Regions from separate parts of the Homo sapiens genome. Here region 1 is linked to region 2. A link is a loop called in an ENCODE intact Hi-C map of the cell type or tissue named here. Cell type or tissue: gastrocnemius medialis. All regions are shown on one strand.

The links. Hi-C counts contacts between places; a loop is a spot of excess contacts. Peaks named below come from ENCODE experiments on the same cell type or tissue, not always from the same donor. Only the 100,000 strongest peaks of a DNase experiment are listed, where the experiment ranks them.
Region 1: a loop joins it to region 2, with 16 times the contacts of the local background. A loop is called at or near these places in 9 of 110 quality-filtered maps.

The regions. Positions count from the first base shown.
Region 1 is chr3:195,686,272-195,688,771 of GRCh38, forward strand. MIR570HG (MIR570 host gene) reads left to right here and starts at 2,227. Exons shown (of 5, transcript NR_122105.1): 1 at 2,227-2,500. It also overlaps the pseudogene SDHAP2. In gastrocnemius medialis, no CTCF peak of the experiment used is centred here; DNase peaks (open chromatin) are centred at 620 and 1,280; H3K27ac peaks cover 2,250 bases.
Region 2 is chr3:195,953,513-195,956,012 of GRCh38, forward strand. LOC124906253 (keratinocyte proline-rich protein-like) reads right to left here and starts at 1,014. Exons shown (of 4, transcript NR_197446.1): 1 at 1-1,014. RefSeq lists a silencer at 815-954 and an enhancer at 1,908-2,500. In gastrocnemius medialis, no CTCF peak of the experiment used is centred here; a DNase peak (open chromatin) is centred at 1,039; H3K4me3 peaks cover 676 bases; H3K27ac peaks cover 1,019 bases.

The sequences.
Region 1 (2,500 bases), 270 kb before region 2:
TTTTTTTTTTTTTTTTTTTGAGACAGGGTTGGTGCAGTCTCAGCTCACTGCAGCCTCAAACTCCTGGGCAGCTCAGGTGATCTTCCCGACTCAGCCTTCTAAGTAGCTGGGGCTACAGGTGTGCACCACCACGCCCAGCTCATTTATTTTGTAATTGTAGGGACAGGGTCTCACTTTGTTGCCTAGGCTGGTCTCAAACTGCTGGGCTTAAGTGATCGTTCCTCCTTGGCCTCCCGAAGTGCTGGAATTATAGGTGTGAACCACCATGTCTGGCCTTGTAGTTTATTTCTAAGTTCAAATTAATGTTGGTGCTTTTCCTCCTTTTTTCTTAGCAGATGGTTTGCTAGGTGAGTGTGTCCTCGATTCTTTAAATCAGGGGTCCCCAATCCCCAGGCCACAGATTGTTCCAGTCCATGGCCTGTTAGGAACCAGGCCACACAGTAGGAGGTGAGCAGCCAGCCAGTGAGCATTACTGTGTGAGCTCCGCCCCCTGCCAGAGCATTACTGTGTGAGCTCCACCCCCTGCCAGAGCATTACTGTGTGAGCTCCGCCCCCTGCCAGAGCATTACTGTGTGAGCTCCGCCCCCTGTCAGAGCATTACTGTGTGAGCTCCGCCCCCTGCCAGAGATTACTGTGTGAGCTCCGCCCCCTGGCAGAGCATTACTGTGTGAGCTCCGCCCCCTGGCAGAGCATTACTGTGTGAGCTCCGCCCCCTGCCAGAGATTACTGTGTGAGCTCCGCCCCCTGTCAGAGCATTACTGTGTGAGCTCCGCCCCCTGCCAGAGTATTACTGTGTGAGCTCTGCCCCGTCAGAGCATTGCTGTGTGAGCTCCGCCCCCTGCCAGAGTATTACTGTGTGAGCTCCACCCCCTGTCAGCATTACTGTGTGAGCTCCACCCCCGTCGGCATTACTGTGTGAGCTCCGCCCCCTGCCAGAGCATTACTGTGTGAGCTCTGCCCCCTGTCAGAGCATTGCTGTGTGAGCTCCGCCCCCTGCCAGAGTATTACTGTGTGAGCTCCACCCCCTGTCAGCATTACTGTGTGAGCTCCACCCCCGTCAGCATTACTGTGTGAGCTCCGCCCCCTGCCAGAGCATTACTGTGTGAGCTCCGCCCCCTGCCAGAGCATTACTGTGAGCTCTGCCCCCTGTCATCATTACTGTGTGAGCTCCGCCCCCTGTCATCATTACTGTGTGAGCTCCGCCCCCTGCCAGAGCATTACTGTGTGAGCTCCGCCCCCTGCCAGAGCATTACTGTGTGAGCTCCGCCCGCTGTCATCATTACTGTGTGAGCTCCGCCCCCTGTCATTACTGTGTGAGCTCCGCCCCCTGTCATATCATTACTGTGTGAGCTCCGCCCCCTGTCATATCATTATTGTGAGCTCCGCCCCTGTCATATCATTGCTGTGTGAGCTCCGCCTCCTGTCAGATCAGTGGTGGCATTAGATTCTCATAGGAGTGGAATCCTGTTGTGAACTGCGCATGAGAAGGATCTAGGTTATGCCCCGCTTATGAGAATCTAATACTGATGATCTGAGATGGAACCGTTTCATCTCCAAACCATCCCCACACTTGTCAGTGGAAAAAGTGTCTTCCGTGAAACCAGTCCCTGGTGCCAAAAAGGTTAGGGACTGCCGGTTTAAATAACCAAATGCTAAAAGAACTGGCATAGAAGTAAATGGGCTGCTGCTTTATTTTTAGGCTGTTCTTTTTAGAGAGCAATGACAGTTATTTCCAAGTTTGTCATTAGAAAATAATATTAGGTTGGAGCAAAAGTAATTGCAGTATTTGCCATTGCTTTCAATGGTAAAAGGCACAATTACTTTTGCAGCAACTTAATATTATAAATTTGTTCTTAAAGTGTATTTTTGATAAGAAAGCCGTTTTGTTTTTCCTTCTGTTAATTTTTTGTTTTTTTCTTGGTCGAGACAGAGTCTTGCCATGCTGCCCAGGCTGGAGTGCAGTGGTGTGATCTCGGCTCACTGCAGCCTCCACCTCCTGGGCTCCAGCAGTCCTCCCACCTCAGCCTCCCTAAGAGCTGAGACTACAGGTGTGAGCCACCATGCCTGGCTAATTTTTAGAGACAGGGTTTCACCCTCTTGCCCAGGCTGGTCCCAAACTCCTGGGCTCAAGCAGTCCTCCTGCCTCAGCCTCCCAGAGTATTGGGATTATAGGTGTGAGCCACTGCCAGAAAAACGTTTCCTAAGACAAGGCAGGTCTTACATTATATTTAAATTTTTTTTAATGATGTCTTTTTTGGCAGTGCACAGCCAGAGGACAACACATCACACACAAGAAACAGTTGTGCTCATGTGATGGGGGCCTCAGCACTAGGAAGGAGTGGACTGTTGGCGCACGCAGCAGCTTGAATAAATCTGAAAGTCACTACGCTGCGTAAGAGAAGCCAAATAAAGCGCATGCTGTGTACAGAGGGTGTCGAGAATGCCTCCTACGTGACGGAAAGCAGATCCGTGGTTCCCTGCAGACTGGCAGGAGCAGATT
Region 2 (2,500 bases):
GAACCTCCGCCTCTCCGGTCCCGCTGACGAGTACAGCGGAATCAAGGAAGTGCCCCAGGAGCCACGTCCAAGTGTGTTCTTCCCCTAAGAGGCCAATCATCTTTCTCTCTCTTTTCCCACCTCAATCCTTCCCTTCCTTCCCCTCCTGACCTGTCTGAATTCCCATTTGCACCAGTTTCCCTTTTTCACAGACAAGACAAGATTCCCTCAGATAACTAAGCCATTCCCTGGCCATGAGTTACTACAGTTTCGGTCATTCATTCAGTGGAAAAGCGACCAGGGACAGAAGGCGCCGCCATAAAGGTCACCTGGCCCGAGCAGACGCCAGGTCGCTGCTTCTTCCTTGGCTGCTGACATTTTAACAGCGGCCCAGACAGTCTGTTTCCGCTTTCCCCAAACAAGCACCCTGGAGACCCTCCCCCGACGGCTCGAGGCGAGAAACGGGGCCTGGCCCAGGAGCCGGTGGCCGCGACCTCGGGTATGCAGTGGCGCCCTCTGCACCTTGGGAAGCGCCCGACGCACAGGACAGGGACCGGGCAGGAGGCAGGGGCGGCCCCAGGAGACCGGGCAGCGGACGGGGGAGACCGCGGGGGACCCGGAAGGGGATGGGGGCGGCCGCGGGGGTCGGGGCAGGGGATGGGGGCGGCCGCGTCGGTCGGGGTAGGGTTCGGGGGCGCCCGCGGGGGTCCGGGCAGGGGCGGTGGAGACGGCGGAGGTCGGGGCAGGGGACGGGGGAGGCCGCTGGGGACCCGGCAGGTGACGGGGGAGGCCGCGGGGCAACCGGCAGGGAACGGGGTTGGCCGCGGGGGTCGGGACACGGGTCCGGGGCAGCTGCGGGGGAGGCGGGAGGTGCCGGGGCGGTGCCAGGTGGCAGCTCTGGAAGACGTTCCACAGGAAGCTCTGGTCGGGCAGCGCCGCGCCCGCAGCAGGCCCAGGGCCGCCCAAGGCCGGGGCGGTAGGAGTAGGCGGCCAAGGGCCAAGGCGCGCGGCTGGGCTGAGGCGCGTGCGGCGACTGGCGACCTCAGAGCGACACCACTTCCGCCTCTGCCGGGGCAGGGCCAGGCGTTACCGCCGCTTCCGGGGGCGCAGGAAATGCGCGTTGTCCGAGATCCTCCGGCGCAGGCCACCTGCGCGCGGGGCCGGGAAGGCGCTTGGAGGAAATGTCCCGCGCCGCGACCCGGGACAGGCAGTGATGGAGCAGGGATTTCGTTTGCCTTTTAGTTCTTGTATAAAAAGAAGTTTTGACGTGAATGTGATTCACGCTAACAGTCGGAAACTCTGGGCGGGGCGCGGTAGCTCACACCTGGGATCCCTGCGCTTTGGGGGGCGGAGGCGGGCGGAGCTCTTGAGCCCAGCAGTGCGGACCAGCCTGGGCAGCGGGGCTAGACCCCATCCCTACAAAAATTACAGCAAGTAGTCGGGCGTGGTGGGCTCCTGTGGTCCCATGTACTCCGTGGGCTGAGGCGGGAGGATCGCCTGAGCCCGGGAGGTCGAGGCCGCAGGGAGCCGAGATCACTGCAGCTCCAGCCCGGTGGACAGCGAGACTCTGCAAAAAAAAAAAAAAAAAAAAAAAAAAGCAAGCAGGCCGGGTGCGGTGGCTGACGCGTGTAATCCCAGCACTTTGGGAGGCCGAGGCCGGTGGATCACCTGAAGTCAGGAGTTCGAGACCAACCTGGCCAATATGGAGAAACCCAGTATCTACTAAAAATACAAAATTAGCCGGGCGTGGTGGCGCACGCCTGTAATCCCAGCTACTCGGGACGCTGAGGCAGGAGAATTGCTTGAACCCGGGAGGCGGAGGTTGCGGTGAGCCGAGATCAGGCCATTGCACTCCAGGCCTGGGCAACAAGAGCAAAACTCCGTCTCAAAAAAAAAAAAAAGGGCAAAACACAATTCGGGTGGGAAGGGCAGTGTGCAGCGTTCTCCGTTGTCTGTTCTGCCCCGAAAAGCTTCCCCCCTTTAGGTTTAACCTGCGCCCCCGCGCTCTGCATCAGCGCCGCCCCCGACCCCGTGCAGTTGGAAACACTGGGCGCCTCCCTGCCGGGCCCCTTCCCGCCCCTGTGGTGGTGCAGCCCTGCCTCCCGCAAGACAGCACTGCCTTCGTGCTGGACACAGTTCTACCGTGGAGCCTGGAGTGCCTGTAGCACAAATCCCCAGAATTGGGAAGTGCCCAGCTTTGGGCCACTGTGATCCCTGGGTCTTTCCTGTGCGCGTAGTCTCATGCCGCCTTCCACCCTAGTCCTGTGTCCTGTGCCCCGGTTCAGGATACTACAATTATTCTCATTATTTCATGGGGTTATTCCAGCTTTTCAGGTTCTTCAGTGCCTCATTCCATGAATGCTAACTTTTTTCATCCTCATAGTTCCTAGGGTTGTCTCTGAATTTTCACCCAGTTGCCTACCAAGATGTTGTCTGTGTCTACTGCAGGGGACGGTGCAGGTCTGAATATCTTACAGCTCACCTTTTTGGTGCCTTTGATCCGTGTTAGAAATTATCCACA